2 separate regions of the Homo sapiens genome follow, and region 1 is linked to region 2. The links are chromatin loops, found by intact Hi-C in ENCODE. Cell type or tissue: heart left ventricle. All regions are shown on one strand. Each heading gives the region's core, and the rest is flanking DNA. Links, peaks and the distances in the headings are about the cores only.

What was found. Peaks named below come from ENCODE experiments on the same cell type or tissue, not always from the same donor. Only the 100,000 strongest peaks of a DNase experiment are listed, where the experiment ranks them.
Region 1: it touches region 2 in a loop (1.8-fold over the local background); 5 of 110 quality-filtered maps call a loop at or near these places.

What each region holds. Positions count from the first base shown.
Region 1 is chr6:46,944,045-46,960,675 of GRCh38, reverse strand. It overlaps a transcript of ADGRF5 not described here. Among named protein-coding and RNA genes, the nearest start is that of ADGRF5, 30 kb to the right of the region's middle. In heart left ventricle, for the core only: no CTCF peak of the experiment used is centred there; a DNase peak (open chromatin) is centred at 10,495; H3K4me3 peaks cover 2,828 bases; H3K27ac peaks cover 7,356 bases.
Region 2 is chr6:46,896,081-46,912,711 of GRCh38, reverse strand. ADGRF5 (adhesion G protein-coupled receptor F5) reads left to right here. Exons shown (of 21, transcript NM_001098518.2): 2 at 5,926-6,051; 3 at 12,629-12,683. The coding sequence starts at 5,950. ADGRF5-AS1 (ADGRF5 antisense RNA 1) reads right to left here and starts at 9,241. Exons shown (of 4, transcript NR_110658.1): 1 at 9,134-9,241; 2 at 7,263-7,453; 3 at 4,698-4,844; 4 at 2,683-3,968. In heart left ventricle, for the core only: a CTCF peak has its summit at 9,259; a DNase peak (open chromatin) is centred at 9,349; H3K27ac peaks cover 2,779 bases.

The sequences.
Region 1 (16,631 bases), core at 5,595-13,594, 47 kb before region 2:
TTTTTCTAGAAACTTTTTTCTACCTCAGTTGTAAATAAAGAGTGAAAAAGAACGTGTCTACTCTATGACTCAAAATGAGTCTGTTTTTCGAAATAATAGTTTAGTGACTTCTTTCTCTTTCTTTAAAAGACAACCTACAGAGAAAAACAAGCATCTGTATTACACACCATGCAGAATTAAACATTGGTATTTTGACTTTTTTTTCTTTTTTATTTCATACATAGAATACAAAGAAAAACCTCTTTATTCCCTGTTTAGTCCTATTTCATGCCTTCTTCCTCCTAGACTGTATTGTGTAGCTTTTCAATATATAGCATTGTATATGTATTTTTTCTACAACTGATCTTTTTCCCTCTGGCTTTTTAAAAAACTTTTACATGTATTTTTCCCCATCCATCTTGATACATACAGACTTAATTTATTATTTCTGTAATAATATCAAAATTTTTCTATTAATGTTTCTATGATGCATATATATATATTTGTATTATAATTATTTTGAAGAGTGTTGCAGTTGAACACTCTTGTGTTTCTCCTTGTATATATAGGCAAGAATTTTCTAGAATATATGATGTGACTAGAAATTTGAACTATCCTGGACACTGTGAAACTGCTCTCCAAAGTGGTTTACTGAATTATACTCACCAAGCAGTGTGTGAGAGTTTCTAATTCTTCCCAAAACACTAAGCAGGATTTGAGAATCCCTAGTTCCCTAAAACACTTGGTTTAATCTATGTATGTATGTATGTCCCCTCCCTCCCTCCCTTCCTCTCTTCCTTCCCTTTCTCCCTCCTTCCTTGCTTCCCTCCCTCCCTCCCTCATCTTCCCTCCCTCCCTCATCTTCCCTCCCTCCCTCCTCTACTTCCTTCCTTCCTTCTTTCCTTCCTTCCTTCCCACTCTCCCTCCCTCCCTCCTTCACTTTCTTTTCTCTCTCTCCCCTTCCTCCCTCCCTCTTTCTTTCCTCCTTTCTTCCCTCCCTCCTTCCCTCCCCTTCTCTCTCTCTTTCTCTCCCTTTCTTTCTTTCTTTCCCTTCTTTCTCTCTTTCTTTCCCTTCTTTCTCTTTCCTTCTTTTCCTTCCTTCCTTCCTTCCTTCCTCCCTTCCTTCCTTTCTCCATCCTCTGTCCCTCTTCCTCCCTCTCTCCCTCTCTCTCTCTCTCTTTCCCTAACACCTTTAGTTTTAAGGGAAATATATGATAGCTGTCAGTTGCCCTTCTTTAGGCCAACATTCCTTTTTTCCCAAGAACAATGCTACTGATGTTTTACATGTTTATTCCTTCTTTGACGGGTTTAATATTATAGTGTCCATACTTCCTTTTTATTTTTATGTGAAATAATGAAAGTTATAGAGCTCCTTAATAGTCCCCTCTTAGAGCTCCATCTTCAATGACAAATGTGATATTAGTAGTTGGCAGAGAAAAACTGACAATGAAAGGAGAGCCTCACCTCTAATGCAGGTGAAGACAAAGCTCGTGTGTCAGTCTGTGATGGAGTCTCCCTTCACAAGTCTACTCATGGTTCTTGCAGAAAGAGCCACACGTTTGTGGGAAGTGATCTTTAAGCACCTCGTAGATCACATTTGTTGTATTATTTGCCATTGATCATTTATAGTTCTCATGATTACTCCAAAATCAAGAATCACTGTTCTCAGGAACTTCCAAACTTCCAAACTTCCACACTGAGCTGTTAGATAAGTCATTTCCCCTGCTCTAAATTACAGAATTAATGGCAAATTCATTTTGAAAATAAAAATTAAACAAAACAAAACAAAAAGGCCTTATGTTTGGCTGCTGATCTGGTACTAAGAGCTTTAGTGAGTCAAACCAAACTGATTGGCCAGACCGATCCTTAAAGATAAATTATTTTATATCTTTGATATTTAAAAATATAGATTGTAAGTCACACACACTAAAAACACAGCAAATATAAAAATTAAAGAGAAACCAAACCACACAAATATATTTATGTTTTCTGATTTATTCCTTTCAAAATGTCACTGTCCCCTATGTTGAACGCTTTGCTATAGCTGATTGATAGTAGGACATTTCTGAATAGTTGCCTATGTGGCAAGAATTCCTAAAAACACTGTCTTAAAAAATACTGAACACCTGAAATGTATGCCCTTTGCTTATCAAGGTTTTCTTTCCTCCAAGGTACTGGTTTTAGTGAGTCCAAACCTAGGCCACTTTCACCATATTTAGTAAACCCGTGTCCAGTTATTGTTTTACATAGTTCTGCTTTGGGCTTTGCCTGTACTCCTGCCCTAACTGAAACTCTGTACACACCTAATTGTTCAGCTGATATCACTTTGTCATTCACTTTCATAATCAACACACTTAGTTTATTCCCTGTTTTTATTTTACATACTCAAGGAACGTATAAAAATAGGCCAAATATTTAAGAAAACAGTTTTGCCATTGAAAATTCCTGATACAACTTGCTGTAAGCACTATCACCTGCCTTCTGTTAAAAGACCATTTTCAAAAGGTGAAATCCTGACTCCAATATAAAATGACATGTGAAAGAGATTTTATTTAACTCATTAATTAATGAAGGGAGTGGTAAAACGTTAGAACTTATTCAAAGGGAAATCCCAAGAGCAGATATATTTATATAGAGACAATCAGGAATGCTGAACTGAGTTTGCTAAGAGCTACAAAAACTGGCTAATATCCTAACGTGCACTAAAATTTAATGTTTGAAATAACCATTTCTATAGGGTGGAAGGCAATTATATATCTACTGGACAAAACTAATGTGCATTTCTATGGTCAAAAATCATTTGTATTACTATTAGTTTCTACGTCCTTCAGAATTATTAAACATCCAGTCAAAGATGATCAAATGTAGAGACCCCTATAGATTCAGCTCTCCAGCTGTAAGTTGTTTGCTAGAAAACTCTCAACACTCTGTTGACAGGACACCCAGTCATCTTTTCCTATTTTAAAGCCTTTCACTATTTTTTCTGACACTTCCATTTCCAATGGAAGTAATATCCATTAATTAGGAACCAAATTGAGACTTCATAAAGTAAGTTCAAATGATTGGCTTAATAAATATCTTTGCTTTGTTCTAGATAGATGCATATATTAAATGACAATTAAATGCACAAAACCAGATATTGAGAATCACCTATGTTTTGATTACCTTTACAGATGATAGAGTATGGGTCTTGTTACTGCAGCTTGTACTCCAATCATCCAGCCTCACCTGGGGCTTCTCACTCATATACAGTCCTCGTCAACACACAAAGTGACCTCTTGATTCAGGGGAACCATGAAAAGTAACCAGAATATATGCTTAGAAATTCCAGACGTAATATTGTCATGGAAGTATTCAAAATCATGAAATAAAAAATGACTATGTGGTTTAATAATGTTTCAAAGTCCAAACAAAATGCAGAAGCTAACTGTTGTGTTTTAAGAGCGGTCGTGGCATGTCCCTAGACCCCCTTTTGCCTTTTGACTTCTAGAAAAACAGGCTTGATTCATCGGGGAGCCTGAGAAAGTGCAGGAGAGTCAGGCAGGGTGCACAGAGCCTGCCTGTGGTGCACTGCTTCCAGATAAATGCTGACTTCACAGGGGTTTTCCTCCCCTCCCCACCACCTCACTGTTTTCTAAGCTTTGTTCCATTCATGTGCTTCTTCCCACTTCTCCTGTCTTTATCCTTCCTCCCATATCCCTCCCTCCTCTTTTCCTCTTTCCTTTCCACTGCCCCTTCTTTCTCCCTCTCTCTCCCCTCACCTCCAACAGACTCCCATTTCATTCACCCTTGCTAACTTTAGTCCTCCTTCTTGTGGGCATTATCTAAGACTTCACTTTTTGAATAGAGGTTGTTGCCTGCTTATAATAATCTCTGTGAGGCAGCAATACACAGCATATGACAAACTGCAGCATTTTCATAATATTCAGCAATAGCTCCGCAATATCACCCGTGAAGTTGCTCCACTTTGTAAAACTATAACAACAGTCTTGTGTTTTCCTCTAAGTCATATATTCTCCTTTCCCTAACATGTAATAACTGTAATTAATTTGATTTTATTTTGTAAATTAATCAAAAATAATTTGATTTTATTTTTAAATTAATCAAAAATTAATTTGATTTTATTTTGAGACCAGGCTGGTCTCAAACTCCTGGGATCCAACAATCCTCCTGCCTCAGCCACCGGAGTAGCTGGGACTTGTACAAGTGCGCACCATCGCACCCAGCAATAACTGTAGTTGATGACGCTCCTCCTCCTAACATTAAACCCACACAAACCAGACACTGCTGGGTCCTGGATGCTAGGGATATAATGGTGAAGCAGACACAGTCCTTGACCTCACAGAGGGACAGCCCAGCAGGAGACAGAGAGACAAGTAGGCAGGCTTCCTTGCTTTAGTGTTATGAGAGAGACAAGCATGGTTTGCTTGGAAGAACACCAAAGGGGCCCAGAAATTGGAAAATGCATTCTGAAGGATGTCAGATTCAAGGAATTGGATCTTGGAGGGGAGGACATACTTCATTGAGTGGAGAGAGGTGGGGAAGGAGGGAATGAGAAAGGGCATGAGGAGAGCACAGGTGAAAGTGGGCTTTGAGGGAAAGTAGAAGAGATTGGCCATTGTGCATTTAAGGGTTTGACCTATATCCTTAAGCTCCTGAAAGATTTTAAGCATGGGAATCCCACCATGAAGATGGCATTTGAGAGACATTACCCTGGTTGCTGAGAGGAGAATGGATAGGAAGTGAGGGAAAATATGGGCAAGGAGACCACTGTGTGATTTTTACTCAGTGATGTGTTTGTGGTCTTTGCCTGCTCACACCCGCAACCCAGCATCCACCCTCCTCCCCCTCTGCTGCCTTGCAGCAGCTTCCAAGTGTGCTGCTGTTGGAGGACTGACTGTCACCCTGCTGAACACAATGGAGGTAGTCCAGGTCTCTCAACAACTCAGCTTGTGAAAATCCACATGGCCCAGAGTTCCCACGTTCTTTCTACAGCCAGGACTGGCTTGGTGAGTCTACGGCCTGGTACAGTTGCATAGAGCCCTGTGCTCCAGAGAGTCCCCACACTTGCTTTAATGTTCTATTGTCACCATCTTGAAATTCTTAATTTTCAAATGAGTGGCATCACATTTTCATTTTACATGAAACCCCATAAATAATGTAGAGGGTCCTACTTCACTCCACGGATGGTGGCCTCCTGATAATTCTTTAAACTCTAAGGCAAAATGGCCTGAGGGCTTTGGAGTCAGTCCAAGATTAAGAAAGATCAGACTTTCCAAAGACAGAGCTTAGGGGGTCTTGCCTGAGGCTGGGAATGGATTCTTCCAGGGCCTGTTCTAACCTGCCTGTCATCAGCTGCTCTGTAATATGACATCTGGACTGGGGCCAGAATATGCTCCAGCTCAGTGGAAGAAGATGAGGACATTCTTGACTTTTACAGAGTTAAACACTTAGAGGAACTTCAGGAAGAAAGCACTTGGTAAAAGGTAAAGTTGGCTGGCCCATCAGCTCCTTGCCTGGGGTCCTGCTGCTTCTTTTCACAGTTCTCAGTATGTTTATTCTCTTCTTTCCAGTGGCCAGAGGACAAGTTTCCTGTTTCCTCTAGGGAGCCTGGAGAGAGGCATCAGGCACCAAATATAGGAAATCATGTGGAGAGGATCTCTTATTTATTACAGTCCCCATATTACTTCCCTCCCCCAAGCCCCCGCCCCCCACCTCCAGTCAGTCAGTGTCTCCCGTCTTCTTCCTGCAGCAGAGAACAGAAGGCAGTTCACCTCTGCTCCCGACAGCCTGGGAACCCGCAAGAGCCCCAGCATTTGAAGTCTGGTCTTGTGAAACCCCACCCTCCTCTGGCTGTGTGATTGAATGGGATGCCCTCGAGGTTCACCTCACCTGAGAGGGTTTTGGGCAGATCAGCAGTAAGGTGTTAAATTTTAGAAGCCTGAAAACTCCAGAAGAGAAAGGTAGGTACCTGCATCGTTTTGATTTGCCATGTTAAATGTGAATCCGGCTGCTCTGGAATAGATGTGCATTTCCACGTGGCTTTTCTAGCTGGCTTCACGCTCTCAACCTGTGTGTCTTGTGGAGATTTACTGATTTACAAGACTGTGAGGGGCAAATAGTGAGATGGGATATGACATATGGATTTTTCAAATCTGTACATCTTTGGATAAAGAATGCCAGCCAGTATATAGATCATGGTGTCGATTCTTATTTTCTTTGGAGTGCAAATCTCATTAGAAGTAGTTTTTTTTTTTTTTTGGCTTCTGCATAAGGGGTAATTTTTACTAACTGCCTTTTCTTTTTAATAGTATAGACCTCTACCATGATTTCTTTATTACTCCTTTCTGAGGTTTTCAGTTAAATAGTAGATTTGACAGAGAATTTGCTAACAGAAATAGGAACGGGTGTTCCTAATTTAGAGTGCCTATGTGCTATAAGAAAAAAAAAAGAGTACTTTGTTCAGGGATCTGGTGGACTTCCACATTATTTTCTAGAATTTGTGGTTAAACAGTTGTTATTCCCGAGGTTTCCTGAAATTCAATACCAGTAGTGACAACGAATATCCAGGGATGTCTCGGAGGCTTGTGGTGGTGGTTGTCTGCAGGGATGGTGCTCACTCCTTAGCTGGGTGCTCTTGTTGGTCACCATTGAGGCTCAAGATGATAGGTCACTGAGACTCAGAGAGGAGCCAGGTCTTATTTAAGTACCACTATAAATTTCTCTGGATTTTTTTGTCATCTTATGTTTTTATTGTTTCATTTTGTCTTCACAACCAGCCTTTACTCTAAGAGAAATAATTTATACAGACTTCATGGAATATCAAACAATTCATACCTATTTATTGAACATTTACTATTCTTTTCTAGCTTATTTAGTTCCGATGCTCATAATTTCTTACCACTTATGTATTTTACCTCAATACAGTCTCCCTCCATTCTATCTTCCATACCCTGCTACAGGGGTCTTGGGAATATGCAATTCTAATAATGCCACTGTCAGTGAGATATATATATATATATATATATATATATATATATATATACACATATATCTATATATATATAATTTTTTTTTTCTGAGACTGTGTCTCACTCTGTCGCCCAGCCTGGAGTACAGTGGTGCAATCTCAGCACAACCTCTGCCTCTTGGGTTCAAGTGATCTTTGTGCCTCAGCCTCCCAAGTAGCTGGGACTACAGGCACGCACCACCACGCCCAGCTATGTTTTGTATTTTTAGTAGAGAAGGGGTTTCACCGTGTTGCCCAGGCTGGTCTCGAACTCCTGACCTCAGGTGATCTGCCCACTTTGGCCTCCCAAAATGCTGGGATTATAGGCGGGAGCCATGGTGCCCGACCTCAGTGAAATATTTCTATTGCACTCTGTTGCTTACAGCCTTGCTACCTAAAGTGTAGTCCAAGGACTAGCTGCATCAGGCATCAGTTGGGAGTGATCACTTGGGAACAAATTCTTTATTCCCTCCCCAGATTTACTGAATCTGCATTTTAATCCCTGGGTGATGCATATGCACATTAAAGTTTGAGAAGCATTCACTTAAAGAAGGTAGAAAAATCAAAAGTCGGCTCCTTATCATCCTGCCAGCCTCACCCTCTCAGTATCTGACTTTGCAACTAAACTAAGTACCTTGCATTTCCCTAATATTTGAATGCTCTAATGCCTGCCTATTTCTGTGTGTGCTGTCCTCCCTGCCTGGGACACCTCTATTCATCTTCCCCACCCAATTGCCCATTAAGGCCTGGTTTGTACACCTTCATTCCCCTCCATCCATCTTCTACTAAGCGGTTCTCAGGTCTGCTATTTTTCTGGTACTTAGTGGAATGTTTTGACATATCCCTAAGCACATTAAGTGATAGTTGCTATATTTATTTTGACTCTTGAGGAGTTATTGGTCTTCTATGTCTAAACCCATAGCATTTGGCACAGTTTTGGGCACATAGCTTCTGCTCAATCAATTTTGTTAAATGAATGAATGAATGAGCAAATGAATGTGTACATTGTCTGAAAAACCCTAATTATCAGATCGAGATCTATAGTTTGAATCTTCCAAGGATATTTTTAATCCCTATAGCATTTTCCCACACTCTTCTTTCTGAAATGTTGCTGGATTCATTTACTCACCAAATATTTTGAGTACTTTCCATGTGCCATGCCTTTTAGAATCTACTTCTTTACATCTATGTGACAGCCTCTTTCATTAGTTGTTTCCCTGTCAGTGCCCCTCATTCTCTGCCACTCGAAGTCAAGGACTCACTGAGTCCCTTTCACAGGGCAGGCAGTGTGCTATGTGCTAGGGATATGATGGCAAACAATATAGATGTGAGTCCTGCCTCCATGCAGCGCTCATCTGGAGGACTTACTTTTTGTCATCCTCTATGCTACCTCTCTTTCATGGAAGTATTAAGGAAAACTGAAATAAGCTTGATCCCTAACAAATGCTGGCACATCCAAGTAAAGGCCTCGAGAGCTTAAAGCTTGAAGTCAGTGTGGTTCAATAGAAAGACAGCTGAACTGTGCTTTGGGGCCCCACATTTGGTCCTGTACCTGCAACTATCTTGCCATGTGACCCTTGGGTGGGTCCACAACTTTTCTCTGAACCTTGAGTTTTTCAAGTGGTGAAAAAGACAGAGAGCTACAGGGGAGAGAATCCCTGATTTCAGAGTGCAAAGAGAAGACCATATCCACAGAGCCTCTGCACTCACATTCTCTCATGCTTCATGGTAATTTGGAAGGCGGTGCTCTGTATTTCTCTGAGTCAAGCCAGCTCGAAGAGATCTTAAGAGAGCCATTTTATTACTATGCCCACATGTTCAGCCATTGACATTAACATTGTGCTTTGGTAATTCCCCAACAGCACAGTTTGCCCGTGACTCCTGGAGAGCAGTGCCCTGCAACTCAGAGAAATCCATGAGACATTCATTGCTGGGTGCAGAGCTGCTTTGAAGCAGGTTAGATGAGGAGGGAGGAAAGGCCTCCATTAAGCAGTCCCTGCTTTAGGAAAGCAGCCAGGAAAAGAGGAGGAAGTAGCTCTACCAAGTGGTGCAGGAAAAACCTAGAAGCACGTAGACATATAGCCAGTTCCTGACATCATCCCTCACTGCAGCACAGCTAAAAGGATTCCCTTTCTGACTACATGTGGTATTCTCCTTTTTCCACCCAAAGATTTGTGTCTTAGCCATATTTCACCTAGAATCAAATGGTGGAGAAGGGCATAGTATCATTTTCCCCCATGCTTTGCCCTTCCATAGAGCACATGGACACTTGGGAGAAAGCAAACAGACACAGCCAGCAGGTTTAGGCTGAAGTAAACTGCCGAGGCGCTCTCAAGGGACAGCTATTTCTGTCTTCCAGCCTTCTTCTCTTCTCCCTCCATTGTCCAGAGCTTCCAAATGAGATGCCTCCTGCACCTCTAGAATCCCTTCTTGCTTCGTGTTGCTCCTATGCCTTTCTGCCTCCAGGCTTCCACCATGCCCACCTTGTCTACAGCTGCCTTTCAGCAACTGAATGTTTTCTGCTGGTAATTTCTTACCCACTCAAGTTCACCTTAATCTCTGTCAATAAACACACGTCGTAATAACAAAAGGGATATTAACCTGCATGAGAGGTTTCCAGTGGCCTGCCACAGATCTCAGGCTATAATTTGAGATCAGCCTGGACTATATCTGGCTCAATATTTCTTTTTTAATGAGAGGCATGTTGTGGGCTAGAAAGAGGCAGACCTGGTTTTTAATCTCCTGTCTTGAACAAGTGATTGTATCTTGCCAAGTCTTTGTTTCTGAAAATATGAACTAATACTTAGTGCACAAAGTTGTAAGAAGATTAATTATCTAAAGTGCCAAATAGGTTCCTTTAAAAAAACACCAAGTCAGCCAGGCGCAGTGGCTCATGCCTGTAATCCCAGCACTTTGGGAGGCTGAGGTGAGCGGATCACGAAGTCAAGAGATCGAGACCTTCCTGGCTAACACGGTGAAACCCCGTCTCTACTAAAAATACAAAAGTTAGCTGGATGTGGTGGTGCTTGCCTGTAGTCCCAGCTACTCAGGAGGCTGAGGCAGGAGAATTGCTTGAACCCGGGAGGCGGAGGTTTCAGTGAGCTGAGATTGTGCCACTGCACTCCAGCCTGGCGACAGGGCAAGACTCTGTCTCAAAACAAAACAAAACAAACAAAAAACAAAAAACACCAGGTCTTAAAAGAGGAGGTTGGCCAAGATGGTGAAAATGAGAAAACTGTCATTCACCAAACAGTTGAAGGATCATTCAGGGGACAATTAAAGTAAGAAGTACATCTTGAGCACATGAGGGCTGCTTTTAAATATTTAAAGGTTGCTCTGTGTGGGAAAAGGGAAGGCCAACAGAAGATCAATGGGTGGAAATTATAGCGCAACAGATTTCAGCTCAATGTGTGGAAGGATTTACCCACCATCAGAATCATCTAAAAATGAGTGAGCTGCCTTGTGGTGTGGTGAACGCCTTGTCCCGGGCAATGTTCCAGCACCCTGGAAGATGGACTAGTGGCCAGGGTGTTCCCAAAGGGATGCCCATAATGGGTGGAGTCCGGGTGATGACCTCAAAGGTCCCTTCCCGCTCAAAGCTATCAAGAGTCTCGTGATGTCAGTGCGGTGATCCAAGCCACCAAATGAAGGTCTGCAAAAAATATCATCAGGCTAGAGTGAGGATAGCTGACTTTTCACCAGCTAGCCCTACCTATCTGCTGCAGTAAGTTTAAAATAGGGTCTTAGTAACAATGGAGTAGGCTGGACTTCCAGGAAAGAGCAAAAAAGAAACGAGAACAATGAGGAGGGAAAACTTCACTGTAAACCACTCTTCTTGGGTTACTCTTTAACTAAATTATGGGTTACTTCTTGTGCTGCAAACACATTCCTATTTGATGGAAAACTGCCACATTTCTGTACATTTTCAGCTCAAGTAGAGTCAGGCAAATAACAGCAAGACTCAGAGCTTTGGCCCTGATTTCTCCTCTAGCTAAAATGGAAATATGACTACATGGATATGGGTTCCTAGCCATTCCGAGGTCTAACTTTAAAATGTGAAAAAGAAACTGATTCTACCATCTTCTAAGTTGCAAGGACTATGAATGGAATATTTGACTTTTGGAGAGAGAAGAAAGCTGGCTGGAACTGTCTGCCTGCTGTGAGTCAAGTTCACTGGCCACTGCCTTCTACCCATCTTTCCTTTTCTGCTACATGAACCACCTCAAGAGCAGTCTCTTTGTGAAGTAGGGATCTGGAAACTTTTAGAGAAGTAAGACTTAGGCTTAGGTAGACCCTATACACATCAGCAACCACTCCAGGCAGCCCCAGAGCTTTCTGTTAATACTTTATCCTTTGTGGACTCAAAGAACTTGCAGTTCTGGACCCTCACATGTTTCTGACCATGCTTGGGCAGCATCTCAGCATGCCTTTGCTTTCTTCAATCTCACTTTGAGATCCTGGGGGAAGAAAGCAGCAGTCCTTTCAACAGAAACAGTTATAAGCAAATGCTATATGTTTTCAGACCGAAACAAAGCCATGATATATTTTATTCTCAAGGCTTACCTAAGTTAGCTTTCTTAAAAACACTAATTAAAAAAAATCCTTTGAAATGTAATCAACTGTACATGACAAAATCATAGAAACCCTTGCAGACCAGGGTATTTATTTTTAGATGCGCATCAGCCTACCCAGCATAGCAAAGCCACTGTCTCATGTCCAAAGCATGGCCCTGGGAATTTCCTCTAACAAGGCTGTGTTTCCGCCCATTGTTGTAGCACAAAGGACAGAAGGAGGCCTGAGTAGAGGCTCATGTTAACCCCGCCTAGAGTAAAATCTGGAACCTGTCATCACCTCGGTTGGATCAATGTGGTCTTGAGGGCTGGGGTCAAGAGGGAGATTGCCCGCCAACTCTGGACAGATGCAAATGAGTAGTCATCCAAAAATATTCCAGAGACCGGTGACGGCAATTCAAAAGTAAAGCGTCAGCTTTCTTTTTGTAGTCAAGGATCTAAATCTCACCCGTACTGTGAAGTGAATTCTGGTCTAGACCTGAGACAGCGATGCTGTTTGAGGATCTTGGCTTGAATTGCAATTAATAAAGTGATTTTAAGAATATTTTGTTTTAAAAAAGCCATAAATCTGTGTACACACAGCCCCAATAAACACACACATACACACACACACACACACACACACACACACACACACACACTCACTAGAGCAAGTATCAGATACCTGAATCACCCAGAACTTTACTATTATTCTAGGCCAGTTTCTGATCCTTTATTTATTCATTGATGAAATGGGCATAACAGATCTCACATCCTATTAGTTTGGGGATAAATAAGGTATAATATTACAAATAATCTCACCCAAACTAGACTTTTGCTTAAGTTTTTGCATCTTGGTCCTAACATGTTTTGAGCTTCTTACAAGAAACTTGTGCACAAATATTTACTGTCAAGTCTCCAGGGGTTTTATTTGTTTGTTTTGCTACTACAGGAAAAGAAGGCCAATTTGTTACTTAATTGGCACACTTTACAAGCAAAGCTTTTCATGCCTTTGTCAAGTTCCTTCTACTCCTGGGGAAGGTCACTGCATTATTACTCAAAGTTGCAATGCTCAGGGCTATGTCTGGGGGTCTCCGTGAAAGATGAAGAGGTGGGTCTCAGGTCTGCACACAGCAGTCCACACACATCCTGTCCGGTGTTGAGTCTGTGATCTGCATTCCACAGCCCCATCACCACCCCTGCCCAATCAAAGGCCCAAGGAGCAAGGGGGACCTGCACGTACAAACACCAGCCTGAGCAGGGACTGGGTTGTTGGCCTCTGCTGGCAGGTGGATGTCCAGGTCCCCCCTCCAAGGTCCGCAGATTCAGGAAAATGTGCTGTAGCCCTTTGGTGAGAATGTGAGAATGTTAGTAAAAATGCCTTCATGGATTGTTTTGTTTGCAAGTGTTTATTATCAGACACCCCTCAGAGGTTCACAGGGCAGGTTGCGAATGTCCGAAGTGGGGCCTGGGAATTTCCTTCCACAAAGCCTGTGCTTCCTCTCTTTGTTACTCCTCAAAGAACAAGTTGGAGCATTACTAGAGATCCTTACTTAACCCTTTATCCTGCCCACCACTTCTTCGTTTACATTACAGAAAATTCACGCTGCCAGCCATCTAAGGAGCAAAAAGATGTTTGGGTTTTGGTAGTGGTGTGCACCCGCAGATGTGCACATATGTGTGCATTTGTGTGCATGAGTGTGCATATGTTTGTGTGTTAATGGAGAGGAAATAGGTAAAGCACAAAACGTATTGCATTTTAAAAGGTTTTCATTCAGTGTTATGACATGCAGCCATCATTGGTCAGACCAGAGAACACTTCTTTCTTTATCGTAATATGTATTCCCATATGCTAAAAATGATGACTCAATTGCAGTTCCCTGTCCCTAGGGAAGGGCTATCTCAGAATTATAGTTGCTTTTCACCTTTGGAGTCTACTTATTGGCTAAAGCTGGGGTATAATGAGTTGAAAGGTATTTCAATCAACTAAGAATTATTTATTGAATATATTCTATGTGTCTGAACTCTACTAGGTACTAAGAGAAACCAGAGATTCTGCCTGCAGGAAAATTCAAGACCATATATTTATACATATATACAAACACACAAACTCAACGTGTTGCAAATGAGAGTGCAAAGAAGCCAGATATTTGTATGGTCTAAGGCCAGTAAAGATTAGAAGAGGGACATGGGCCCTCACTCAGCCTGGAACTCTTCAATTATCCCCAGAGACATCTTTATGGTGTCTTCACCGTCCTTAAATCTCCAAGCACTAGCGAAGCCCAGTGTGTGCACCATGCACATACACATGTACACACTTGCACACACAGCCTGCTCTCAGGAAACGGCTGTGCCTTCTTGGAGGAAATAACGCCATTGGCCTTCTCACCACCAAATCTGTGCCAGGATCAGCCTCAATACCCATCTCTTTTGCCCTCCTGTTTTGTCCCAAGGGAAGAGGGACCCTTCCCTGCCTCCAGAGCTCAGCTCTCCCGTGCTCCTGCCCTTTATTCCCATAGCCTCACTAGGCTCACCTCTTATTGGCCCTTTCCTGTTAGCATTTAATTATGCTTAGATCCTTCTCATCTTAAAACAATAGGAGCAGAAGCTCTTCCTAACCCATATTTTTCCTCAGCTGCACTTCCATCTTCATTTTCCCTCACCACAAAATTCTTGAAAGGATTATGGCGATTCACGTCTTCACATCATCACCAACCATTCACATTGTGTTCTGTCTACGCTACCCCAGTGTACCTCAGCAAATGCTTTTGCCAAGATTCTCTTTGACCTCTGTATCCTCAAATCCAACTCATTTACTGTCAGCAGGACTTCACACTGTTCTCCACTTCCTCTAGTCTTGTCCCTGCCTTCCAGGACACCAATGCTCCTGGCCTCCCTCCTTCTTCTCTGGCTGCAACTTCTCAGTTGTTTTTTACAGGTTCCTTTCCCTCTGCCATTTCCTCAGCTTCCCAATGGCTATAACCGGGGCCAGCCACCTCTTCTCCATTCATTCTTTCTCCCTACTGTGGTTCATTCCTCTGCCTGGATTTCTCTTTCCTGCCTTCTCTGTTGATATAGTTTGGCTGTGTCCCCACCCAAATCTCACCTTGAGCTGTAATAATCCCCACATGTCAAGGTTGGGACCAGGTAGAGATATTTGAATCATGAGGGCAGCTTCCCTCATACCGTTCTCATGGTGGTGAATACGTCTCATGAGATCTGATGGTTTAATAAATGGGAGTTCCCCTGAACAAGCTCCCTTTACTGCCACCATGTAAGACATGACTTTTCTCCTTCTCACCTTACACCATGATTGTGAGGCCTCCCCAGCCATGTGGAAATGTGAGTCCATTAAACCTCTTTCCTTTTTAAATTCTCCAGTCTCAGGTATGTCTTTATTAGCAGCGTGATAACAGACTAATACATTTGTCAAGTAAACGATCCTCCTAAGCCCATTTTAAATGTCACCAAATTACTTCCTTTTCACAGGTCACCCCATCCCTGTGCAGAACTGATCTCCCTGCTAAGTGCTTTGCAGCACTGTCCCAAGCCTGTTTTACAGTGCCTTTTGTGTTTGAAATCTCAGTAATTGTTCACATGCACTTCTTTCCTAGGACATAGGGATGCCATCTTATTCATCTTTTTACTCCTCGCCCCTAGCACAGTACCTGGCACATTAGGTTTTTAATCAGTATTTCATGTAGAGTTAGGAACGCAAAAGTGTCACTTAAGTGATTTATCTCTTCTTTAAGTGAAATAACATCTTGTTCTCTTTCAGGATGGATGTGTTCATCCATTTTAATTTTAATATAATTTTTGAAACTTTAAAGCACTCACATATAGGTTACTAACAAACTTCTACCTTTTTCTTAAAGTCAAAATCACAATTCTTAACACTTCCTATATGAGTTTTAAAGTCCTGTTTAAAAGCAGAAATGAATGACACTTGGACTTCACATTTTATTTAAATCATCACTCAGGCAGAATTTCCAAATGTGTCATGAGTGACACTGCATATTCATGCACCTGAGGTGGGGTTGCCATGGTATAGCATAACTAATATTTTTCAAGATCGTCACTTCACTGCCAATGCTGGTGTTGCATAAATTTTCCACAGCGCACCTGCAGAACTTGTCTACTCTTCTTTCAAAGCCATGGAGATTGATTTACTGACCTGTCTGAAGGGGAACAATGGTGGCCACAGAGAATGAGCCTAAGCACTGAGCCAGTACAGATTCCACCCAACCTCCTGTCTCCCAGAAGTTCATAAGACAGGGATGCATCTTAGGGTACAAGGCCAGAGGTTCACTCAACTCTGGGTGGCAGATGGTATGCTACACCCTCTGTTGGACTATGAAGATAAAGTATGTGCCCTGCTCTTTATTTTGAAAGATCTCATCCTTTTAAAAATCTCTATTTTGGGTTTTTGTAATAATAGATGTATAATATATTAGTATAAGAGAACCGTAATGACATATTTTATATGACATATTTATATTTACATGGAGATGCAAAGCACAGTTTGTGCAAGTGTGGTCTAGAGATGAGCAGTAGATAAACTGGCTGGATGCTGATCAAAATGCATATCTCTGGGCTCTACCTGAACCTATTAAATTGGAACCTGTGTGTGTAGGAAGATGGGGGTAGGAGCAGGACAGGGAGCAATGCTGCAAAATCTGCATTTTTCAACCAGCACCTTAGAACAAGAGTCCCCACCTTGTGGGCCATGGACTAGTGCCAGTCAGTGTCCTGTTAGGAACCAGGTGACACAGCAGGACATGAGCCATGGGAGAGCCAGTGTTATTGCCTGAGCTCCACTTCTTCTTGAATCAGTGGTGGCATTCGATTCTCACCGGAGCTTGAACCCTATTGTGAACTGTGCATGCGAAGGATCTAGGTTGCATGCTCCTTATGAGAATCTAATGGCTGATGATCTGAACGGTTTTATCCTGAAACCATGCCCCTGCTTCTCCCGCTTCTACTGGTCTTCTAGAAAACTTGTCTTCCATGAAACCAGTCCCTGGTGCCAAAGAGGATGGAGACCACTGCCTTAGAAGTACTTCCAAAGTATGATGCACATTTAGTTAGGCATA
Region 2 (16,631 bases), core at 4,955-12,954:
AGCCTGATTCTTTTTCCCTAATTAGGACTTCACAATTTCCAATCATCTTGGCTTTGTCATGTTTCTTAACTGGACCTTTGATTGTTGGAATTCTGTAGGACTTGTTCCTAGGCCTCCTTCTCTACTCTCTATTGCCTCCCTAATCAATCTTACCTAATCCTGTTGTTGCAATGACAAGTCCTCCCCATCCTGGCCTCTGCTCACCTCACCCCGTCTGCCTCGTACCCTTCACCTGCTCTCTTTTCATGTTCCAGCCACTCTGGCCTGCTTGCAGCTCCTCAAATGTGTCATGCTCTTTCTTCACCTCAGGGCCTTTTCACATGATCTTTTTTTTCCACCTAGAACCATCTTCCTCCCCTTCTTCCAAACTCCCCTGTTGTTTTTAGCTAACTCCAACTTATGCTTTAGGTTTCAGCTCAAATAAATACTTCCCCTGGAATATCTTCCACAAATCCCTAAGACTAGGTCAGGTCCTTCTGGTATAGCCTTTTGTAAACAATTCTGCACAATGGTTAAAGGGATGGGCTCTTGAGTTAGACTTTCTAGGTTCAAATCCTGGCTCTGTCACTTACTAGCTGTGTTATCTCAGGCAAGTTATTTAACCACTCAGTGGCTCAGTTAATTTTATATCATACCAGATCTGTACCCTTTAATTAGATATCATACTAGAACCACCCCATTAGAATTGTAAAGACTCAGTGATTTAATATTGTCGGTGCTGAGTTTAGTGCCTGGTATATAGTAAGTCCTCAACAAATATTAATATTATGATTACTGTTCTCGGTAGCACTTTCACAGTCATAGTTAAACAATGAATTGAGTAATTTATTCTTTAATAATGTTCATCTACTTCATTAGACTTTAAGCTTCATGGAGACAGGGACCGTTGTCTTGTTTACTGCTACTTCCCCTTCACTCAGTAGAACTCTTAACATGTAACAGGACTTAATAAATGTTTTTCCAGTAAAGGAATACACAAATGAATAGATAAGGGAATAAATAGATTTACTTCGTGCAATAGATATAACAATAAATATAATACAAGCAGGAAGGCTAAAGGCCTAGACTAAGTGTGTGTAGGTGTTCAGGGGAAGTAGAGACTATTTATAACTGGACAGATCAGGAAACCTTCATCTGTGAGGGAGCCCTTTGCCTGGGCATTGAAGGATGGGTAGAATCTGAATATGCAGTGATTGTGTGGGGTTAGGGGACAGGAAAAGATGGAGATTAATAAACCAAATAAATGATAGGGTTATTTTGGTTTCGCCAAACACAGAAAAATTGTTTGACAGTAATTACTCCTGTCCCTCCCCAAAATTAATTCTCAAAGTTTGACTTGGCATTTTTACTTTTGCGTGAGCATTGGAAAATCTCTTGCACTATTTTAACTTATGAAAAAGCAGCTGACTTTGGTAGTGAAAGTATTATAGATGCTTATTACATATGCTAACTCTTCTAAATAAAGTCCAGGTTATGGAGAGCCTTGAGGATCAGTGAAAGTGATTTCCTTTATTCTGAAAGCAGGGAAAAATTGAACAGGGAATGTTGTGTGAAGAGTACTTCAGGAAAACCCATCTTGCCTCTCTGTAGAGAGGGAGCAGAGAAGTAAAGAAGGGAAGCCATTGCCATGGTGTACATGAGGGGCAGAGAAGGCCTAGACTGTGTAGTAAGTCAGAAGTGGTGAGATAAATGCAAGATAGTTATGATTATTCTCAGAAGTTAACCAGAGTGAGCCTGCATTTGAGTTGAAATAACTGTGAAGAATTTTAGACTCTTAAAATAGTAACAGGACTTCAAGAGACCAACTCCTGCATCCCAATTTTGAAATTATTGAGTGCAGTCAAATCCCTGGATTTACTGATAAGAAAACAGGCTCAGAGAGATAAAGTGACTTGCCCCACATCACACAGCTAATTAGTGGCAAAATGAGGCTAGAAGTTTTTTTCCAGTTGCCTGGTCAGGTGTCTATAACTTATAATTTGTTTGTTTGTTTGTTTGTTTGTTTGGTTGGTTGGTTGATTTCCCACCAAGAAAATCTCTTAGCTCAAATGGCACCTTGTTCTCAGGAGAATAGACTGCTTTGTTTATAATTTTGCCACTACCGTCTATCAGCTGTGTGGCCTCAGTGAATTAATCATCCTTCTAAGCTTCCTTTTCCATGTCTGAAAAATGGGGGTAATTTAATAGTATCAGAGGCTCCTTGAGAGGGTTAGAGGGCGTAACCCTTGCAGAGAGCTCAGCAGCAGACCTAGAATATAGTGAGCACCCAGTAAGACAGGACTCCTACATTCATTTTCACTAGCAATTATTACCCACCAATTATAATTAATAACCAATTAATAACCACTGGCAATTATTACCCACAATCCTATCCTACAGTCATTGTCACCAGCAATTATTACCCACCAATTATAATTAATAGCCAATTAATAACCACCAGCAATTATTACCCACAATCCTATCATAAATGGTTGCTCCAACTGTCGGAGGATATCATTGGCTAAAATTTTGAGAATCATTGGTAGATCTCTTGGAGTTCTGACGAACTCAGCTCCTAGCCACCTCTGAGCTCTGAGACACTCAGCTCTTTCTAGGCCTAGTTTTCTGATCTCAGGGCTGATGAAGGATTTCTAAGAGAAGAGTTGATCTTAAGCACTGATTGTTTCTCTATTTTTTATTTTATTTTATTTTATTTTATTTTATTGAGAGATAGGGTCTTGCTCTGTTAGAGGTTGGACTAGAATGGTGAAATCATAGCTCACTGCAGCCTCGAACTCCAGGGCTCATGGACTCAAGCCATCTCCCCACCTCAGCCCCCTGAGTAGCTAGGATTATGGGTGCATGCCAGTGCACCTGGCTATTTACAAAAAAAAAAACTTTTTTGTTTTTGTTTGTTTTGGTATAATACAGAGTCTCAGTTTGTTGCTCAGGCTGGTCTTGAACTCCTGGCTTCAAGTGATCCTTTCTCCTTGCCCTCTGAAAATGCTGGGATTGCAGGCATGCATTACCACACCCAGCCAGCACCGGTTGTTTCTAAGGGTTGTAAGAACAGGCCAGTTCCACAGTGAAGCTTCCTGGTGCATAATCACTCTGCAAGAGAATGCCATTAATGGTGGCTTCAGGGAACCCAGATCATTCATCCTCCAGATGCAGTGTTGCTGAGAATCTTGATGACTTATTCCTGGCATATGATGTCAGGCTGTGCTTTATTTTCCTCTCCCTGTCTTCTAACTTCACAGACAGGAAAATAGAGTCAGAGGAGACCAGGAAGTTGCTCAGAGCCGCAAGGCTAATACTGAGGGCTAGGGCATATTTCCCAGCTTTGGTGAGTTTTAGTAGAGAGTGTCCTGGATTTTAATTTAAAAAGAGAAGGAGATCGGGAATGACATCTGATAATGTTCTTTCTTTCTCTGCCTCTGTTTCTCTCTTTGTCTCTCAGTCTTTGTCTGCCGTTTACTCCAGGAATTTTAGAAGAAATATGAACTTTTAGGGAATTTAGCATTAAAGGGCCCCTACTGAAGACAAACTGCCTTGAATATGGGATGCTGCTCCATATTTTTAACTGGATGAATATAGACTTTTCCCCCACATTGGCCAAGTTAAACAGTTTTTGCTTGCTTCCTCACAGGTATGGATACCTGTGAGCTGGAAGGTTTATACGATTAATGATGCAGGTTAAAGAAAAGTTGATCTTTAGGTCTCTACCCAAGTGTGGCAGCAACCCCAAAAGCTGAAGTGAATTTCAGCTCGTGTCACTGTTCCCATTGGTCAGGTCCATTCCATACAGGTTGTCAAATATATTGACTATTTCCTTTCTTTCAAAGTGGTGGCTTTCTCCTTTCTTTTGAGTGAAGAATCCCTGACATTTGTGTGTAACTGATGACTGTATATCATCTTCTGCATCCAGAGAACACCCGCCTCCCCGTGGTAGCATCCTTCCTACATCTCCATTTCTTTTGGCTTGCAATCTTGTTGTCAACAAATAAGTCAACATAGATAAGAATGTTAATTTATTAAAAATAGTCTCAGCAGAGGCAGGGGTGGGGGAAGATGGGGACAGTATTGGCCAATGGCCTGTACAAAAGGGCCAGACATGACTATTTGAAAACATTGTAATTCTTGCTAACTGACCAAAAAAAGGATGCAATGCCAACACTGGGAAATCGTAGAAAGATATGGAGCCAGCTCTAGTCCTTCTAGTATGTGAGTTCTTCCTTGGTTATCAGATTCGAAGGGAGGCTCATTAACTATTCAGTTACTAAGTCTCGTCTCCTTGATTAACTGCCTCAGTAGGGAACCAACTGAGGTTGGGGCCTGAAAAGACTACTTTGCCTCCTAAATACCTGACTCATTCTGTATTAGCCTGTTCAATACCCACAAAGACACACTGTCTTTCAAAAAGGAAGATAAAACTTCCAATAGAAAATTAAGCAGTACATTGCTATGATTTCCCCATAGCAGATGCATCTGGTCTTAAACAACTACTATAACCTAAATTGCAAAGCATTTCCCCCAAACCATTGAGTTGCAGAATTTAAAAAATGTGTTTGATTGCCAAATTTGCAAATTGGATCAGTTTTCCAGTTTTCCACTGAGGAAGAGGAAAAGGTGGCAGTTGTCAGCTGGCAATTGAAATACAATTTTCCCTGGCATGTAAATCTTGCCTATCATCAGTGTGTTATCCTGGCCATGCTTACCTGGCGCTCCCTGCAACACTGCAGCCAAAGCCTGCCCTTCTGGATGGTTGCATTCTGGATTCTATTGACGATCAGAGTAATAATTATTGCAGCCTGCATTTCTGGAGTTCTTCATGCCTTTTAATCTCATTCGAGTCTCAGAAAACTCTGTGAGAGAATTAGGGGAGGTACAATTATCCCCGTTTTACAGATGGGAAAACTTGGACTCAGAGAAGACAAATTACTTACACAGGACACAGTTAGTTTCTAGTAATCCTGGATCCTAACCCATATCTTGTGTCTCTCAGTCTAGCATTCTTTTCACAACAACACCTGGGCATAGAAAAGCTACAAGGAGAGGAGTGTGCACAAAGTAGATTGTCTTGGTCCCTAGACCTTCTAGGGTGGAGGTTATTCCGTGTGACACCCTACTTTTTAAGTGAAAAAATGTCAAAAATGATTCATCTCATCACCAAAAAGCTATTTTCATCATCAGCATTATAAAATGAATTTTAAAAAATCAACACATAAGGCCAGGCATGATGACTTACGTCTGTAATCCTGGCACTTTGGGAGGCTGAGGCAGGAGGATTGCTTGAGGCCAGGAATTCAAGACCAGCCTGGGCAATAGAGTGAAACCCTGTCTCAAAAAATAAAAAAAATAAATAAATAAAATAAAAAGAACTCAATGAATAAGATGGGATATATAATGATACTAATATTCTATATTATGCACTATAATATGAAATAATACTGTAAGATACAACTTACATTTTTTATAACCAAGTCCAGCAGTTTTCATACTAATGGGTCATAGTCCATTAATATGGGTCATGATGTCCATTTAATGGGATGCTACCAGAATTAAATTAAAAATGTGGAAAGATACTCTATGATAGAATTGAAAATACCAAAGTATATTGCATGTAGCGAAAATGAATAGTGTTCTCTGAGTCTTTTTGTTCATAAATTATGTGTAAGTATTTCTTACTCAAACATCTGCTACCTTTGTCCTATTTACAGGCACCATTCTCAGCCTATCAACCCGCATTCCCCTACTGTGACCATTTCTTCACCCAAAGGTCTGGGCAGAGAATGCTAAGTTGATTCCTTCATGCTCCTCCTTCCTTTTGTGTCTCTTTTGAAAAGTTCTTGTGTAGGATGACCTTTAAGACAGGGCTTGCGAGTTCTTTTTCCTTGTTTAAGAAATAAATTGCTGTATATCTAAACCATCATATTTCCATTTCAGGCCAACCAACTCAAACTTGAAGACATGAAATCCCCAAGGAGAACCACTTTGTGCCTCATGTTTATTGTGATTTATTCTTCCAAAGCTGCACTGAACTGGAATTACGAGTCTACTATTCATCCTTTGGTGAGTTATATCCATATCTGCTATAATTTTTCTTGTCACATTTTTCTGATTTCCTGACTGACAATGGTTCTTACAAAAAGTTTAAGGAGAAAAAACTTTAGGGGGAGAAAAAACATTCTTCCCATAGTTGCAACATAAGAAAAAATGTTGCAAATGAGGAGAAGGGGTGAATGTAAACTCAGGTCAGTGTATTTGCTGGGCTACCACTTGCTATATTCTGAAATAAGTGGTGGTGTCAAGGGAACACCAATGTAGCTTCAAGAGAGACCTCCCAGGGTTCCTTCCTTCACTAAATTACAACCACTAGGCCTAAGTCTTCCACTCTGTTAAACTGACAACAATAACAACAAAGCAGATTTGAAGGATTGAGCAGAATGTATGTTCTCAAAGGATTTGTTTTAACTGGGACATCAGGCTAGAACACATTCCAAAAGACATTAATCTGTGTGTGTGTGACAGTCACAGACTGATATAGCTGAAGGGACCATAGACATCATAGAAGACCTTTGCTGACAGATTATTCAGGTGGTTTTGTCTTTGGAAAGTCAATGAGAGTTTAGCTTAAGTAAAGGGAGGGATAAGTACCCCCTTATTCCTTATGGGAATTTTCAGGTTATTCCTTACTTAGCTTCTCCCTGCACCAGAGACAGGGCATGTTACTGGTTGGGAATCTTTGAAGACTGATGTAATTCTCTCTGTCTCAATTTCTTCATCTGTACAATGATGCTAATAGTAGTACTGATTTCCTTTTATTGTTATGAAAATTAAATTAGTTCATATCTATAAGATGCTCTAGAACAGTGTCTGGCACATAATAAATGTTATGTGACTGTTTGCTGTTATTGTTTCTCTTATTGTAGTAATGTTTTCCACTTTTTTGTTTTACATATTTCAGTTCTATTTTTTTGTCAGTCATTGTTGTTAGAGGTTCATTGGTATGTTTTTAGCATTATAAAATGCCCTTCTTTGTCCTACTTTGTATGTTTTAATTTAATTATTTGTCTACTATTCCAATTGTCATTTCTGCTTTTGTTTGTGTGTTTGCCCGATTTTTGTCCTTTATTTTTTCAAGCCTTTATATACCACTTTGTTTTATGATTCTCTTGTAAACAATGTGCGTTTGATTTTTTTTTCTTTTAAACCAAACTTGAGCAAGTAAATTTGTATAATTTATTCCCATTTGATATCATTTTCAAAATGCTTGATCTTACCTTCAGGATTTTGTTTCACGACTTCATGTACTTTCTTCCTCTTTCCATTTTTGGTTCTTTCATTGTTTGACCTAGGTTATCTTTGTCTTTTCTTTATTTCTTTCATGACTTGGGGAATATATATGGTGTGTCTCCTCTTCCAAACCCCAGTGTGCAGAGTACAACCTGTACACTCATACACAATAGCCTTCCTATTTAAATAGAGAAGGGAAACATTTAAGCTTCTTGTGAATTCACATAGTCAGTGCAGAGCTCTGGCTATCCAAGGCAGGTGGGGTAAAAGCCAGGGCCTGAGGTGATCTCAGCAATGGGGTTAGCTTTGCCTCTGTTCCAGCATTTCTTAGTGCTCCTGGCTGCAGCAATGCCTTCTCTCTATGTCACATCTGCCCTCCTAGTGATGGCCCTGGCAAAGCCCCTTCATCTGCCTGGTGGTGAAGGCTGGTCAGGGGATAAGCTGACCTCCTAGAGATCTTGGTGGAATGTGAAATCCATCTTCTTGGAAGCTCCTACAACTCACCTCAAAGGACCCCACTTTTCTTTGGTAGATCTACCCTTCAAGGTATAATGTCTTCATGCAACCCAAAGGCTGAAGACTCCCATTGGAAAAGTGCACTTGAGCCTGCCTGATCAGTTTATACTGCCCTAAGCTGCCACCCAGTTTCCATGACTGACCTTCTGCCATCTTAAGTGACACATGTATGCAACATCTGGTGATGGGCTTGGTATTTGAAATTGTGAAAAAATATGCCTAACATAAAATTTAACATCTTGAAACCATTTTTAGGCATACAGTTTATTAGTATTAAGTATATTCACATTATTGTACAATAAATTTTCATAATTTTTTCATTTTGCAAAACTCAAACTCTATACCCATTTGTCAATAACTCCTCATTTCCTTCTCTACTGACAGCTGCTGGTTACTACTATTCTAATTTCTGTCTATTAATTTGGTGATTCTAGATAACTCCTGTAGGTGGAATCATATAGTATTTGTCTTTTTGTGGCTGACTTATTTCACTTAGCATATTATCCTCAAGGTTTATCTATGTTGTAGCCTGTGTCAGCACTTCCCCTCTTTTTAAGGCCGAATAATATCCTATTGTACATATGTCTATGTTTTGTTTGTCCACTCATCCATCCACGGACATGAGTTGCTTCCACCTCTTGGCCATTGTGAATAATGTGCCTATGAACGTGAATATACACATGTGGGGTAAAGGGCTTTTAAAGGGTGATGATGTAGCTCAGTGCTTCTCAAGCTTTCATGTAAGCATGGATCTGCCCAGAGACCTTCTTCAAATGCAGATTTTAGCTCAGGATGCTTGGGTGGGTCCCAGGATGCTGGTTTTCAGACATGCTGCCCTGGATCCTGCTCCAGTGACCATCTTAGAGTTACAGGCTATATATGCTCAACTTTGATGTCAGGTCTGAGTGGAAGCCCAGCTCTGACTCTCATTAGCTTTGGAAACTGTCAACTTTCTTCGTTTCCCTGAGTCTGTTTCCTCTACATGAGAATAAATCATATCTCCTTCATCTGTTCGTTGTGAGGCTTCAATGTTCTACATGCAACCCACAGCACAGTGACTAGCACAGAGCCCAAGTGCTTATGAATTTGTAGCTATTTTTAATATTCTAGTATTAGGTTGGTGCAAAAGTAATTGCAGCTTTTGCAATTACTTTTGATACAAATAAACCCCTCTGAATATGCTTATGTGAGGAGACATTGCTAGAGGATTCTTGCTCAGACAGTTTTCGAACACAGAAGCAAAGATGTTAAATTGGAAGTTTCAGGTCAAGAAAAAGAGGCATGTGTGGCAGGGCTCGGGTGAGTAGGGTTAAGATTTGGGAAAGCAGGAGCCTTTGCTTACCTTCTCGTTTGCCATCCTGTTCCCTGGGAATTTTCTTCTTCATGAATAAAAAGCCACCTCTCATTCCTGACTGACTACCCACCCCCACTCCAGGCCACCCTGCCCCACCACCACTACAATTATTTGTGAAGTCATCATGTCCGACAGGTGGGGCACTTCCTGGAATTGGTGACCTTGTCTTTTCCGGCTGAAGCTTTGCCTTCAGGAAATTCCCTCTGGACAGCTCTGTCCACTGTGGCTCAGACAGTCCCCTGGGGACCTCTACACAGATGGAGCAGGCAGGGGAGGTCCAATTGGAAGCTCTGTTTTCTTGTCTGAAGTAAATACACTGCCGAGCACTGGGAGCCCTGGCAAACCTGTGCTCCCTTGTGAGATCTACCCAGCACCCAAAGTGTAAGAGGAAAGGCAAGTGCTGGAGTCCCACAGTTCCCCAAACTGCGATAACATGAGGACTCAGGATGGTAAGGCTGGTCCCCAGTGAGCCCCATGCCGGCAGGATACACGACACTCACCACTACCAGAGACTGCACTGAGCACCTGACATGCCTCAGCACTTATTATTTTTCATAATGTAAGAAACAGAGGATTCGAGGGAGTGAATGACATCTCCTAAAAATCTGAAACTGTGGGATTCACTTCTTGGTGTGACCATTTGCTCTATTCAAATCAGGTCCGGTGACTTGGCAGCCAGATCTTTGTAACTCCTTGAATCTGGGGATGGCCAAGAGCATTTACCCATCTCCATCCCAACTCCTCAGAGGCTTCATTGCCATCAATGTGCTTTTCCCTCCATTATCTCCAATGATTGTAGGGCTTAAAATAGTAAGTAGGCTGCTCCCACTGGACAACGAAGAGGCTGTAGGTGACAGAGCTGTGGAAGCGGCACTTGCAAAGATGTGGCCTGAAAGTTCCAGATGATCACCATAAAGATTCCGGAAATCTTCAGAAAGTAGTGTTTCCAAAAGATGGCCTCATGTCAATGGATGCGCTGCTTGAAAAGGCAGTTTTCTGCACCTCACCCCAGACCTACTGAATCACACTGGGGGCAGGGGAGACCAATGATCCTGATTCTTACAAAGAGTTGAAATATGCTGCATTAGATAATTGAAATATATCTTGATTTTAACATGTAACTGACAAGACAAGAGGCAAGACCTCAATGCTTTAGTCCTATTGGAAAGCAGAGAGAATGAAAACTCGACCTGGGAGAACTGCCCAAAGGTGACCATTGGCGGTCAAGTTCTCCTGTGTTGTCTGAGTCCCCTAACTGTTGCCTTGAAGTGTGGACAGAGAAAGCTCCCAGTGGCCACTCCCTCCTCCCCACCAGGCCCCAGAGAGGATGGAGGCAGGAAAGCACGAAGAACCTTCCTTTTGCCTGGGCAGAAAGCCAAAGCATTCTCCAAGGGAAGCTGGGCTGGAAACAGTCCTATACATTGACTTTGCACCTTCAGTTCCTGCATATTCAAGTACATCTAAAATAACTTCACTGCAAATAAAGCAGCAACTGGGCTTTTGAAATTCCAATCATCATCCATCATTCCCCTATTTATTTCTTCAAGAACGTTTATGAACTATCAAGTACACAGTCGCTCCCCATTTCCTATTGACTTTAATACATTCCTCAACCAGTACCTCCTAAGGGCATCAGCGAGGGGAACAGGTAAACCTTACATGGAGTGGTAAATTGCGGACATCTGATCTTTTCCTAAAAATGTAACTTAGTAAGAGGAGGGAGACCAGCCAAGGGAACTGTTCACTGGAAAGGAGGAGGGAATAGGAAGAGGTTATACAGACACCGAGAGAAACGGCTCTGGGTAAAGAGAGACCCGCTCCCTGAGACAAAGCCAGTTTCCCAGGACTCTGCTGATAAGATGATGCAGTGCCTGCGTGGACAAGTGCAGACTCTGGAGCTGGCTGGGTTTGAATCCTGCTCTGCCTTTAAAGTCTGTGTGATCCTGGGCAAGTTACTGGACCTCTCTCTGCCTGTGCTTTCTTATTAGTGAAATGTGGATAATAACAGCATCTACCCTTGTCTTGGCACAGGGTGTTAAATACATCTTAGGAAGTATTATGTTTGTCATTGTGATGATGTGAGATAACTAGAAAATAGTGGTAGACAACCCTGACGGCAGAATGAGCTCTGCCCCAGGTGGCGGTCATGGATGCGTGGAGTTCAGGGTAAAGCACAGATCTCTGTGGGCAGGGGTTATCTGGGAGACTTCAGAGAGATGGGGCTTTTCTATTGAGTGTGAAAGGAGTTTGGAGTGGAAAATACATCACAGGAAAACCTGTAGGCAGGCAGGGATCAGCTAGGAAATCCTTGTCAGGTCAAGGTATGGGGTAGGCTCTGTTACCAGCTGCAGAGCTGGTGGTGATCCCATGAGTGAAACTGATCAATGCCTATTCTTTAACAAAAAAGCTACAGGATGAAGGAGATGAACTTCACAGAAATGCACCAGGTGGCAGGTGCAGCATGATGCCCCCAGAGCATCTTGATGCCCCCTCCCTGAATAGCATTTACCATGTAACCAAAATTACTTTCACGGCCTTACATTTATTAATCATTTTGTCCTCGCATCAAAGTTCTGAGATAAGCTATATTCATCCCCATTCTATAGGTAAGAACTGAGGCACAGAAAGATTAAGTGATTTGCCCAAGGTCATACAGACATTTTATGATGGAGCTAGGATTTGAACTCAATGTCTGCAGAGTCCTTACTTTTAGTCACCACACTGTATAATAATAGCTAAAATGTATTAAGAACTTACTATATGCCATACTGTAGTTTGCTTAGTTCTCATAACAAACCTATGAAGTTGATATTGTTATTATTCTCATTTTACAGGAAAAAAACCCTGAAGCTCAGCGAGGATAAGTAACTTCCCCAAGGTCACAAAGCCACAGAGTAAGTGGCACAGTCTTGTACCCAGGCAGTCTGACTCTAGAGCAGGCTTTCTTAGTTCCTACTACAGAAACCAGCAATAGAACCATCCAGGAGAAAAAGGATCAGATGTAGAAAAAATAATTTCTAAGCACACACAATGGTTAAAGAGCCCTAATACAGCAGGAAGATTGGGGTTAGGACAGGGTGAGTGTTGAGAAGGAGGTCGTGAGACTTGTCTCGAAGGTCACTGGGATGACTCAGTTCAAGTCAGGCAGAGAGTACAAGTTTAGAACATTATAATAATTTATATTTTTGACGGGATTCAAACTGCAGGAACTCTGAGAAAGTCAGATATGATGATTTCTTCTGTTCCTGGTCTAGAGGCTGGTCTAAAAAAAAATGAATTCCTAGGTCACACTACAGTAACAGCTCCACTTTGTCTTCCAAACCATTTCATTGCTATGTGCCCAGCATCCACGGGACACATGGTGCTAACCCAAAGTCTGCAGCCTTAAGCTCAGCTCCAACATTTAGGGGTATCTAAGCGGGGAGCCACAGTGAAAAGACTTCTCTAACGTTAATTGACAACTTTCTCAAATGTTCTTTTCAGAGTCTTCATGAACATGAACCAGCTGGTGAAGAGGCACTGAGGCAAAAACGAGCCGGTATGTAAACTCTTGCTTGGCAATCCCTTTTATAAGTTGACTCAAATGGTATGTGTTGCAACTTTTTAAAACATTGTAGTCTACATAATTCAGCCTCCAATCACATCAGGGTCATATAGTGCAGTGTGATTTCCAAAAATAATTACTAGGAAACTCCATTCTCTACCAAATGACAGTAACTGGATCATAACAACACGTAAGAACCCTCCTTCCCTCCCCATTGCCATCACTGCTCCTCACATTCCTAGGATTTTTCTGTGGCTCCCTCCTCAGCTGCCCTCCCGCACCACCAAATGGTCTACTTCTCTGCCCACCATCCAGAAGCCTTTCTTTTTGCTTTAAAAAAAAAAACAAAACAAACAAAAAAAAAAACTTCTTTTACTTAGGACTTTATCCTGTGAAGCAATCTAACCACGAGGCTCAAGTCCTCCTCCTCTGTTTCCCACTCCAATTTTCCCACTCACTTCTAAAGCAGTGATCTGGAAAATACAAGACTCAGCCCTTTGGAGGGTTAGGGGTAGGTGAAGAGCTGCAAATTCTGAAACACCGACCCTCAAATCCCATCCTGAGTGGACCCTGCGCAGGTGTCAGGTCAGGGCCGCAGGCTGGGTATTCCCAGGACCTGGTGCTCCCACTCCCAGCATAGAAGCCCTTCAAAAGCACAAATCGGATCCTGTCATTTGCCCCCATAGAACTCTTCATGGGCTCCCTTGGCCTTGGAACTAAAAGCCAATCCTCTGCTTGTGACTCACCAGGCCTTCTGTGCCTTTCCCACCTGATCTCCTTCTGTTCCCTTTCACGTCATCAACACCCTGCCCATCATCCCCCTTTGTTTATCTGGGAGACCCCCACTGAAGCCTCAAGTCTTATGAACTCTTGCCCTGTTAGGCCCTCCATCCATTCCCCAGATCATCAGAGACTGCTTTTCCTGGGTTCCCATTCCCCTTGATACATTTCCATTCACAACATTTGTCCCAAAGCACTGTAATTATTTTACCTCCTCTTTACCACCCCCAGTAGAGGAGAGCTCACCTGCGTTCTCCTCATCTCTGTAGCCTGGCATCAAGCTCAGTTTCTTTCTCAACCAGTGAGCGAATAGATGAAGCACTTGCACGTTCACATTACAGCACCTTTCTGAATTCCTATCGGAAAACGTCTGCTGGCTGAGTGTCTGTACCAACTATCTAGAAGGAAAAATTTTTTACCCTATCACATTAGGATGGAATCATTTTTTCAGCCATGTGTGACTTGATCTAGTGAGTCTAAAAGAGACAGTAGGCTGCCAAAGAGGGCAGGCTTACCCTAAGATCAGAGTGGAGGCATCTGTTCAAGCCTTTCACGGTGCAGTGGCCAGACTCAACTGTTGTCCAGCGCTTGAAATGAGAATTTGACCACATTCTATTAAGCTCTTAAAATACTATTTGGAAGATCATACCACTGTTGGTTTTCCCTCTCTCCCTTTCTCTTCCCTTTCTTTTCTTTTCCGTTTCAGCCTTTGTTTTCTTAGCCCTGTGGGATCCCATGCTCCCTTTCTCCCTCCTTCCCTGAAGTGGCCTATGGCACAGTATATACGTTCTGTGCTCTAAAACAGGTATCATTACCTCTACCCCATCCCGACAACCCTTTAAACTTTTCTGCACTCTATGACAGGAACAAAGACAGAGATGTGCTCATTTGGTATTTTGAAAGACTTTGGCTTTTTAAAATCAAACTACTGGCCAGTGAGTTCCAGCTCCAGGTTTCTGCCAAATTCTTCTAAGGCTCAGGCTGCTGGCTTCCTCAGGAGCAGTGGGTGACTACAGCTGTAAAAGGAATGTCTTCCTGCACTTCTGAGCCAGGCTGTTTATGACCCGTGGTGACAACGTGAGGGGGTAGCCCTTGGGGAGGAAACCATTTCTACATCTAAGGATTTGACATTCCAAAGTTTTTCCAGGTGTGCTTTCATTAAAAACAATCATGACAATGTTAAATCAACATGAAAAGATGTTTTCCATTTATTATACATGGACCTCTGTGTTCTTGGGCCTCTAGAGTCATTTGGGAAGTGTTAATGAATCAACCCATCATCTGCAGAAGATGGATTGGCCTTGGTACTTTTACAAAATCGCTGAAGTAAGAAATGGCCATAGAAAAACCTAGGTACTAGGCCCCAGATATCCAGAATGTAAGTTGCAATTAAGAACATGACTCAGCGTGGTGGCTCACGCCTGTAATCCCAGCACTTTGGGAGGCCAAGGTGGGCAGATCACGAGGTCAGGAGTTCGAGACCAGTCTGACAAAACTGGTGAAACTCCGTCTCTACTAAAAATAGTCGTATTCCCAGCTACTCAGGAGGCTGAGGCAGGAGAATCGCTTGAACCCGGGAGGCGGAGGTTGCAGTGAGCTGAGATCGCACCACTGCACTCCAGCCTGGGCGACAGCGCGAGACTCCATCTCAAAGAGAAAAAAAAGAACACGACTCTCCAGGAAAATGATGAAAGGAAGCAACAGAAAATGTTACCTTCAACAGGATGCCACATGGAGGTGTCTGTGTTCTGCTTGGTGGGTGTGTTAGTTAAGTGAGGTGTTAGAACTGGGCTCTGATTTTCAGATTGCTATTCCCTTTTACATACACATACCTCTCCCTTTCTGAAGCCTGGATGCCAGAAGGATACAAAGGTTCTAGGAGAAAAACAATTAGGTCAGGAGTTTTTTTCTTTTTTTTTTGAGTCACTGGACAAAATCTTTAGCATTTGGAATAGAATCATCTTTAAAGATAGGATCAATACTTATATTTATTCTCAGCACACCATGAATTTCTACCCATGTGACTGGTCAGTTACATAACCTAACTGGCCCCTTGAATTTATATGTGTGTGTGTGTGTGTGTGTGTGTGTGTGTGTATATATATGCATGCATATGTCTGTGTATATGTGTATACATGTATATGAGTGTGTGTGTGTGTGTGTATACTGTTGTCCTTCCCTTGGTATCCATGGGGGATTGGTTCCAGGAACCCCTCAGATACCAAAATGTGCATATGCTGAAGTCCCTGATATTAAATTGTGTCAATTTGCATATAACCTATGTACATCCTTGAATATGTTTTAGATTATCTCTAGATTATTTATAATACCTAGTACAATGTAAATGCTATGTAAATAGTTGTTGTACTGTACTTTTTAAGTCATAGTGACATGAAAAAAAGGCTGTACATGTTCGGTATAGACAAAATTTTTAAAAATATTTTCCATCTGAGATTGGTTGAATCCATGGATGCAGAACCCCACAGATACAGAGGGCTGACTGTATTATATTACATATATATATATATGTATCACATATATATGTATCACATATGTATGTCACATTTACACACACACACACATATATCTCACACATATTACTTTATAGGGTTGTTAGGAAGATTAAATAAGGTTATGTTAATATTACTTTTAAAATGTTAATTGGATTATCTGGTGTTTATTTTTCTTTTAATAGTTTTTTAAAGAAATTTAAACAAAGAAAATCGATTTATTTATAAAATAGTGTTGCGTTTGAAAGGGCCTGATCTACCTCCAGTCCAGAGAAGGTATTCTGTACCACTTGAAGGCAGGGGCACAGATGCTGTGATATAGGAGTTAGCATTTTAGGAAAACTCTTTCAAAATTCTCTCAGGAAAAAGAAGCCTGCATGAAACCTAGAGGCGAGAAAAAGCATGGAGCTGCCTGTTAGGACAATGAGTGGCTGTAAGGGAGCAGAGAGAAATAAGAATGGGGGAAAGATCCCGAGTCATGTCACGATTCCATCAGGAAGTAGATTCTGGATCAGCTGAGCGGCTGCCACAGAGAGGTGACTGATGAACTCACTTAAGTGAAAAGTATCCCCATGGTTATGGCTAAATAAATTACACGAAGAAATTAGTGCCTGGGAGACCAGCCAGGAGGCTCGGCAGTCTAGACATGCGA